Linked DNA regions of Homo sapiens: region 2 is linked to region 1. Evidence: read pairs that join two places in POLR2A ChIA-PET (ENCODE). Cell type or tissue: B cell. All regions are shown on one strand.

Region 1 (5,000 bases):
GTGAAGCCCCATCTCTACTAAAAAAATACAAAAAATTAGCCAGGCATGGAGGCACGCGCCTGTAATCCCAGCTACTTGGGAGGCTGAGGCAGGAGAACCACTTGAACCCGGGAGGTGGAGGTTGCAGTGAGCTGAGATCGTGCCCTTGCACTCCAGTCTTGAGACACTCTGTCTCAGGAAAAAAAAAAAAAGAAAAGAAAAGAAAACAAAACAAAAACAAAACATCTGGATGACTCACTTGATTCTGATTCTTCAGGTCCTATCCAGATGCTGTGGAAACAGAATTCAATAAAACCTTCCCCTTTTCCTTTTTCTTAAAATTACATTTAAATGGTGGAGAATACACAGATCTCTTTTAATTAGGTAACGTGTCTATAGTCTATCAGTAACATTCAGAGTTCTCCTCAGCATTAGTGTTTTATAACAGTATTTAAAATTAATAACTGCCAGTTGCAAGTGAGCTATCCTGTGTTTTTTTTCCCCCACATGAATTTGCTAATTTTAGAAAAATAATGTTCTCAGGATTATAGGGGAAAATGAGAGAATGAATGCCAGCCTGACTGCATTTCTATTTTTTTGAGACAGAGTCTCTCACTCTGTCACCCAGGCAGGTCTCAAACTCCTGGGCTCAAGCAATCCTCCTGCCTTGGTCTCCCAAACTGTTGGGATTATAGGCATGAGCCACCGATCCTTGCCTAGAGAGCTTAACCCTAAAACAGTCTTGAGAGACAAAGGCCTACACTCAGTGTGGGGTGCCCCCAGAGTCAACTATGTGTGTGAGAAGTTACCTTACCCATTGGGGTCAGTGTTCACCTGCTCACAGAAATTCTGGATAGCTGACCAATCCTGTTCCGACATGCTTGGGTCTGTGGCTTTGTCTGTCAAATAAATAATAAAGTTAGAGAGTACATAATAGGAAGAAATTTACACCCCTCCCCATACACATGGTGGCCAAGAGCTGTCTTATCACAGATCTACAGGATCAGACCAGTGGGCAGACAGCTGGAAGGAGAGGAATTGTGCCTGCGCTGCCTACCACCACCCAGCACAGCATTGGGCACATGGTATGCCCTTACTGAATATTTGCTGATTGAATGAACCAGCAAATTAACAAGCTGGCTGGGCACAGTGGCTCATGCCTGTAATCCCGGCATTTTGGGAGGCCGAGGTGGGGGGAATCATTTGAGGTCAGAAGTTTGAGACTAGCCTGACCAACATGATGAAACCCCATCTCTACTAAAAATACAAAAAAATTAGCCAGGCATGGTGATCCATGCCTGTAATCCCAGCTACTTGGGAGGCTGAGGCAGGAGAATCGCTTGAACTTGGGAGGTGGAGGTTGCAGTGAGCCAAGATTGCGCCACTGCACTCCAGCCCAGGAGACAGAGGGAGACTCTGTCTCAAAAAAAAAAAAAAAAAAAAAAAAATTAACTGACAAGTTATTCCCCTGAAAGCGGCTCCACTTTTAGTGCAGAGGTTGGCCCGGGTGTTGGCTTCACACTCGAGTTGGGATGCCCCCACCTGGCCTGTGACAAGCGGAGACAGAAGAGAGGCCACCTGGAAGTGTCTCAGCTGTGTGACAGGAAGACAAGAACACACCACCAGAAGGAATACCATCTTGACCGTTCATAAAACTTCCAGTGGCAGCATGGTGGCTCACACCTGTAATCCCAGCACTTCATGGGGCTGAGGTGCATCGCTTGAGCCCAGGAGTTTGAGACCAGCATGGGCAACATGGGGAAATCACATGCCTACTAAAATTTTAAAAAATTAAGACCAGGCGCGATGGCTCACGCCTGTAATCCCAGCACTTTGGGAAGCCGAGGCAGGTAGATCACTTGAGTTCAGGAGTTTGAGACCAGCCTTGCCAACATGGTGAAACCCTGTGTCTACTAAAAATACAAAAAATTAGCTGGGCGTGGTGGAGTGTTCCTGTAATCCCAGCTACTCAGGTGGCTAAGGCAGGAAAATTGCCTGAACCCAGGAGGTGGAGGTTGCAGTGAGCTGAGATGGCACCACTGTACTCAGCCTGGGCAACAGAGCGAGACTCCATCTAAAAAAAAAAAAAAAAAATTAGCTGGGCGTGGTGGCATGTGACTGTAGTCACAGCTACTCAGGAAGCTGAAGTGGAAAGACTGCGGCTGCAGTGAGCCAAGATCATGCCACTGCACTCCAACCTGGGTGGGAGAGCAAGATCCTGCCTCAAAAACAAAAAAAAAAAACAACCACCCTTCCAACTCCCCTCTGGCCATCTGGTCCTGGCCTGCCCAGCCTCTCTGATGAGAAACCGTACTGGTTCTGACAGAGCAGCTCTTTTAGGCTCTGGAAATGAGGCGTTGCTTCTCGGGGCAGTACTTCTGACATTATTATCCTCCTGGCCCGAGTGTCCACTCTGTTCCTCTCAGTGCCCTATCCATATTCTTCCAGACCCATCTGAATTTCCAGCTCCTGCAGAAAACTTCCTCCCGCTGCGCCAACCCCACTGCTTCTCCCTCTGATTACTCAACACAGCACAGTCCGAGTTGAATTTTTCCTGACTGCAGTCACATTTATGTCACGTGGAAGTCATGTGTCTAGATAGGGAGGGTCAACGGACAGGTAATCACCATCTTCCTGCCCACTGACTCCATTCTAAGTGAAGAGAGAACACAAGGGCGAGGGAAGGATCAGTGATTGATTCCTATATTCTCCTCCCCACCCCCGCAAAGCTCTCTCCCATGTTCCGTATCTTAAAATCCTATCTACCCTTGAGTCCCAAGTCACATTCCACCCTAAAGACTTCTCTGACCTTTTTATCTCCCGTCCCCATAAAACAAAAGCTGTCTCCTCCTCCTCTGAACAGATATTTTATCTGCCCCTTCTCCGATAGGGATCTCCAGCTACACCCATTAGTCACATGTACTTGGACTCGCTGAGCCTCAGTTTCCTCAACTATAAAATAAAGAAAATAGGGCCAGGTGCTGCAGCTCATGCCTATGATCCCAGCACTCTGGGAAGCCAAGGCAGGAGGACCGCTTGAGCCTAGGAGGTTGAGACCAGCCTGAGCAACATAACGAGACCCAATCTCCACAGAAATTTTTAAAAAAAATTAGTCAGAAGGCTGGGCGCAGTGGCTCATGCCTTAATCCTAGCACTTTGGGAGGCCGAGGAGGGTGGATTGCCTGAACTCAGGAGTTGGAGGCCAGCCTGGGCAACACGGTGAAATCCCGTCTCTACCAAAATACAAATAATTAGCTGGGCGTGGCAGCGTGCATCTATAATCCCAGCTACTCAGTAGGGTGAGGCAGGAGAATCGCTTGAACCCGGGAGGCAGAGGTTGCAGTGAGCTGAGATCGTGACACTGCACTCCAGCCTGGGTGACAAGGTGAGACTCTGTCTCCAAAAAAAAAAAAAGCCAGGCATGGTGGCACACACCTGCAGTCCTAGCTACTCAGGAGCATCACTTGAGCCCAGGAGGTGGAGGCTACAGTGAGCTATGATTGTGCAACTGCACTCCAGCCTGGGGGGACAAAATGAGACCCCGTCTCAAAAATAATAATAAAAACAGTCTGGGCACAGTGTCTCATGCCTGTAATCCCAGCACTTTGGAGGCCAAGGTAGGAGGATCGCCTGAACCCAGGACTTCGTGACAAGCCTGGGCAACATAGTGAGGCCCCATCTCTACAAATATGTTTACAAAAAATAAAACAAGGAAAATAGTACCTTCCTCATGGGACTGTCATGTGATTTAAAGGGGAAGGGTCTAAAATGCTTAGTACAGCAGCATGCAGTAAGAGGTCTACAAAGGATAATTGTTTATTATTACGTACAGTCTCTGGCTTTTACTGTAATATGTAGACATGTCTTGTCCTACCTAAAGAGAATGAAACCTTAAGGGCAGAAGCCATATCTTCCCTACAGTGCCTTACCCATACGTACAACATAGAAACTCATCAAATAAATTATTTAAAGCAGTGATTCTCAGCGATTATGTGTCTGAATCACCTAAAGTCTACACCATTTAAGCTTCTGTTTCAGTTCACTACAAGGTCAAGGTTGACACCTCAAAAGAATTCTGACTTCAGCATGTGACTGGACCTGGAGGGAGAGAAGAGCAGAGGCAGGAAGAGAACAGGGGGAGGCAGGGAGAGAACAGGAGAGGCAGAGAACAGGAGGCATGGCCCAAGCTCCCCTCACAGAATCCAGAGCCTTCTCACTCCTCCCTGGCTGCCAAGTGAAAGAGACACAGCACTGACGGGCACCACCTTTTTTTTTTTTTTTTTGATATGGAGTCTCGCTCTGTCACCCGGGCTGGTGTGCAGCGGCACAATCTCGGCTCGCTGCAACCTCCGCCTCCCGGGTTCAAGCGATTCTCCGGCCTCAGCCTCTAGAGTAGCTAGGATCACAGGTGCCCACCAACATGACTGGCTAATTTTTTGTATTTTCAGTAGAGATGGGGTTTCACTATATTGGCCAGGCTAGTCTCGAACTACTGACCTCGTGATCCGTCCACCTCAGCCTCCCAAAGTAGTGGGATTACAGGTGTGAGCTACCACACCCGGCCGGCACCAGCTTTCTTTAAGAAAGAAAAAACCTCTCTGAGGTTAAATTACGTTCCAAACCCTTAACCAAGGCCAAGCAGCAATACAATCCACAAAATGTAAGGAGGTTTCTTTCTTATTTGCTAGAGCTTGTATCATGAGGACTCAATCAAGATTTATTGGTAATCCCAGAACTTTGAGAGGCCGAGGCGGGAAGATCCCGAGTAGGGACGGGGTTTCACCATGTTAGCCAGGATGGTCTCGATCTCCTGACCTCGTGATCCGCCCGCCTCGGCCCCCCAAAGTGTTAGGATTACAGATGTGAGCCACTGTGCCCGGCTCAGTTTTCTTTTACATAAGCCTCTTCATTTGTTGAAACCATAAGACCTTCCTCACAGTGTAGAAACCTGAAAGCTCCCAGCAGCCAGCAATGAATGAAAGGTAGGGGTGGGGCCGCTGGCAGGGCGGGGCCTGGTGAAC
Region 2 (5,000 bases), 130 kb after region 1:
AAAAATACAAAAATTAGCTGGGTGTGGTGGCACATGCCTATAATCCCAGCTACTCGGGAGGCTGAGGCAGGAGAATCACTTGAATCCAGGAGGCAGAGGTTGCAGTGAGCCGAGATCATACCACTGTACTCCCACCTGGGTGATAGGAGGAGACTCTGTCTCAAAACACAACAAAAACAACAACAACAGCAACACAAAACCACAATCATGTTTACACATACTCTCTTATTTAATCTTCACAACAACCCTGTAAAATTAGAGGTATATCCTCATACTACAGATGAGGGAACTGAGGACCTAGAGGGAAAGCTTACCAAATAACAATGTTGTTCATAATAGTAGTACCAAGCAGAGCTTCTTGCATCCCTTGGACCTCAGCAAAAGTTAGTATAGTCTCCTCAGGGGGCATCAAAAATTGGTTTTCTTTGCCTCTGTAATTAAAACAGTATGAAAAGTCAGTACTTTGCACTAAAGCAGTCTCTAGGTAGCCCTTCTCCGCATTGTTGAACTGCATAATATAAACTAACCTAATATCAGGAAAAAAAAATCTAACCCAGAAAACGTGTATACTAAACTTTCTACAATGAACATATATTACTTTCATAATATCTACCTAGATATGCTGCAAGCACCTCGAATTCATTATATTCAAAATTAAACTTGTTAACTTTTTCTATAAACCTTTTGTTTCTTTCTGCATTCCTATCTCAATGAATTGCATCACCATCTAATGTCCAAGTTTCAGGGTTGGTCACCACTCAAGTGACCACCTAGACTGGGGGGAAGGAGACAAGGATAATACCCACATTTCGAGCTTGGTCACCACTCAAGTGACCAACCCTACCATGTTGATATTCTCTCCTTCCTCTCAATCTAGTCAATCACCAAGTCCCAGTAATTTTATCTTCTCATCTCTCAGAAATCTGTCTGCTTCTTCCCATCTCCACTAACATACCCCTAATTTAAGCAAACAATTATCATCTCTTGCCTAGATTACTGCAACAGATCATGAATAAATAAGCCAAAGTTCCCTGCCCTCCATTTTTAGAAGATACATGAATAATAACAATGAAATGTAATTGAAAAATAAAAATAAAGTGTAATGAGTATATAATAGAGAAGATGCTGTAAGTTCAGTTTGCAACATTTTGAATTTAAGGTGTCCCCAATACGTCTAATAAATAGGCCTGCAGGTCTAGAGCTCAAGAAAGAGCTCAGAGGTAGAAATGTATGTTTGCAAGTAGTCAGCACCAAGATGGTCAGTGAAGCAATGGACACAAGTGTGTGGAACGAGGAAAGGGTCTAGGACCTTAAGGTATTTCTATATTTTTAAAAATATTTGTGTGTGTGTGTGTGTGTGTGTTTAAGATTAGGTCTCGCTCTGCTGCCCAAGATGGAGTGTGGTGGCGTGATCACAGCTCACTGCACCCTTGAACTCCTGAGCTCAAGTGATCCTTCCACCTCAGACTCCCTAGTAGCTGGGACCACAAGGCATGCTCTGCCACACCCAGCTAATTTTTAAATTTTTTGTAAAGATGGGGCCCTGCTATGTGGCCCCAACTGGTCTTGAACTCCTGGGCTCAAACTTCTGCCTTGGCCTCCCAAAGGGCTGGGATTATGGGCATGAGCCACTGTGCCCAGCAGAGGTATTTCTAACATTTAAGGGACACACAGATTTCAAGAAGACTGAAGAACAAACTACATTTGCTGAGCCTCTCACCTTCTTTGACTTCATCCCTGACATGTCTGGCTTCCACCTCACTAACCTGCTTCTATGTCATAACCTAGTGTTGATGCGGTACATGCTTATATTACACCCCCAGCACAGAAAAACGAGATCCTAGTTACCCAACTTTCTCTGAAACCTGTGATAAAATCATTCTTCATCTAATAGTTAAAAATCAATCAATGCTTTTCTTACCCTCCATCTTCTGCAAACGTCATGACTTCTACTTGTTGATCAGAAAGGGTCCCACTGCTACTAACTAGCCTCCTCTTTGTCAGGCCAAGCACAGCTTTTATATTTCCAGACTTCAGTAGTACTTGCTTTTCACTTTCATCATCAGAGGAACAAAACAATGCCCTAAGCCAAATATAAGGAAAAATGGGGTGATGTGAGGAGTAACCTTTTAATATTAAAGGACTAGGTTCACTTTTTTTTTTTTTTTTTTTTTGAGACAGAGTCTTGCTCTGTCGCCTAGGCTGGAGTGCAGTGGCACAATCTTGGCTCACTGCAACTCTGCCTCCCAGGTTCAAGCGACTGTCCTGCCTCAGCCTCCTGAGTAGCTGGGATTATAGGTGCGCACCACCACACCTGGCTAATTTTTCTGTATTTTTGTAGAGACGGGGTTTCACCATGTTGGTCAGGCTGGTCTCGAACTCCTGACCTCGTGATCCACCTGCCTCGGCCTCCCAAAGTGCTGGGATTACAGGTGTGAGCCACCATACCCGGCCTTTTTTTTTTTTTTTTTTTTTTTTTTTTGAGACAAAGTCTCACTCTGTCATCCAGAAGGAATGCAGTGGTGGCACGATCTTAGCTCACTGCAACCTCTGTTTCCCGGGTTCAGGCAATTCTCCTGCCTCAGCCTCCTGAGTAGCTGGGATTATAGGCACCCGCAGGTGCTATACACCAGGCTAATTTTTGTATTTTCAGTAGAGACACAGTTTCACCATGTTGGCCAGGCTGGTCTCAAACTCCTGACCTCAGTTGATCCACCTTCCTTGGCCTCCCAAAGTGCTGGGATTACAGGCGTGAGCCACTGCGCCCAGCCTAGGTTCACATTTTAAATAGAAACTTCAGTCAGGGATGTCATTCTATTGATTTTTTTTTAAACAAATCTCTCTCTCTTTAGATCTTTCAGATTCTTTCAAGACTCAAGCCTAGGTTATTACCTGCACTTAAAACCAGCTGACAGAGACAAAGATGAAGGAAAAACAAATCACTCCTTGGGAATTACATACCTGATCTCTCTGATTTCCAAATTTCCCAAAGCTACACACACGAGATTATACACATCAGGCACTGGAACTATCTGTAATACTGGAACCTAAATAAAACAAAGCAGCCAAAAATTATGCTTGGTTGTTTCATTTTTGTTTAATCCAGATTTTCCAAAATTTATCACATTCTTTTGTATTCTCACTGTACAAGGATAATTTTCATCATTTGAAGGCTCAGAAAACTCTTTTTATTAGCTGTAAATCTAAATAAACTATATGCATAATAGCATAATAGTGCTTACTGAGCATTTACCTAATGCAAGGTATAATTCTAACAATAGGGGAATAATTGGGTATATTTTGGCATGTGAATGTAAAGAATATTTATGCAGCCATTTAAAAGTATATCTATGTTCACTGAACAAATATTTATTGGGCACCTCTGTGTAAAGCACAGTGTTAGATGTTGTATATATTTGGAGAGCAAGAATGAGGTATATTCAAGTATGAAGACTCTACAGGAACAAGGAAATTTTTTTTTTTGAGTCGGAGTTTCACTCTTGTTGCCCAGCCTTGAGTGCAATGGCACAATCTCAGCTCATTGCAACTTCCACCTCCTGGGTTCAAGCGATTCTCCTGCCTCAGCCTCCTGAGTAGCTGGGATTACAGGCATTCGCCACCACACCTGGCTAATTTTATTTTTAGGAGAGACGGGGTTTCACCATGTTGGTCAGGCTGGTCTTGAACTCCTGACCTCAGGTGATCCACCCACCTCAGCCTCTCAAAGTGTTGGGATTACAGGCGTGAGCCACCTCGCCTGGCCAGAAAAATGTTTATATGTATGGTGAGAAAAGACAGATCTAAAAATTTTAAGCACACTAAGATTGCAAGCTTGTAAGATGTATATGATGGTGGGAAAAGACCAGAAGGAAATACATGTAGAAAAGAAGCAAAATAATGCCTTGGTGAAGGGCAAGGAGTACAAATATCAGCAAGTGTCAAAGTCAGAATAGACATAAAATTCTAAGCTCCTCCAACAGGTCTAGTGTAAAAACCCGTCTCTAGGCTGGGTGTAGAGCTCATGCCTGTAACCCCAGCACTTTGGGAAGCCGAGGCGAGTGGATCACTTGAGGTCAGGAGTTAGAGACCATCCTGGCCAACATGGTAAAACCCCATCTCTACTGAAAATACAAAAATTAGCTGGGCGTGGTGGTGGGCGCCTGTAGTCCCAGCTACTCGGGAGGCTGAGGCAGGAGAATTGCTTGAACCCGGGAAGCGGAGATTGCAGTAAGCCAAGATCGCCCCACTGCACTCCAGCCTGGGCAACAGAGTATGACTCTCTCTCCAAAAACAAACAAACAAACAAAAAACCCATATCTAGATAAACCTGTGATGGGCTGGGCATGGTGGTTCACACCTGTAATCCCCAGCACTCTGGGAGGCTGAGGCAGGCGGATGGCTTAAGCCCAGGAGTTCAAGACCAGCCCAGGCGACATGGCAAAACCCTGTCTGCATAAAAAATATAGGCCAGGTGTGGTAGCTCACACCTGTAATCCCAGCACTTTGCGAGGCTGAGGCAGGCGGATTGCCTGAGGTCAGGAGTTCAAGAACAGCCTGGGCAACATGGCAAAATCCCGTCTCTACTAAAAATACAAAAAAATTAGCCAGGCATGGTGGTGGGCACCTGTAATCCCAGCTACTCAGGAGGCTGAGGCACAAGAATCCCTTGAACCTGGGCGGCAGAGGTTGACAGTGAGCCGAGATCATGCCACTGCACTCCAGCCTGGGTGACAGAGCAGGACTCCATCTCAATAAAAAGAAGAAGAAAAAAATACAATAAAAAATTAGCCAGACATGGTGGTGCATGCCTGTGGTCCCAGCTACTTGGGAGGGTGAGGTGAGAGGATTACTGAGCCTGGGGAGGTTGAAACTGCAGTGAGCCGTGATCATGCCACTGCACTCCAGCCTGCATGACAGAGTGAGACCCTGTCTCAAACAAACAAACAAAAATTTGTGATAAAGCGAACAAAGCAGGATGTTAATGGTAGAGTCTAGAATGG

Evidence for each region. Peaks named below come from ENCODE experiments on the same cell type or tissue, not always from the same donor. Only the 100,000 strongest peaks of a DNase experiment are listed, where the experiment ranks them.
Region 2: POLR2A ChIA-PET joins it to region 1 with 6 read pairs; 6 of 35 experiments call an interaction of 5 or more read pairs at or near these places.

The regions. Positions count from the first base shown.
Region 1 is chr16:23,494,901-23,499,900 of GRCh38, forward strand. GGA2 (golgi associated, gamma adaptin ear containing, ARF binding protein 2) reads right to left here. Exons shown (of 17, transcript NM_015044.4): 2 at 794-878. Among named protein-coding and RNA genes, the nearest start is that of GGA2, 13 kb to the right of the region's middle. In B cell, no CTCF peak of the experiment used is centred here; a DNase peak (open chromatin) is centred at 2,071; H3K27ac peaks cover 4,514 bases.
Region 2 is chr16:23,621,048-23,626,047 of GRCh38, forward strand. It overlaps PALB2 (partner and localizer of BRCA2), which reads right to left. Exons shown (of 13, transcript NM_024675.4): 8 at 2,962-3,047; 9 at 1,922-2,083; 10 at 315-431. Among named protein-coding and RNA genes, the nearest start is that of PALB2, 18 kb to the right of the region's middle. In B cell, no CTCF peak of the experiment used is centred here; no DNase peak of the experiment used is centred here.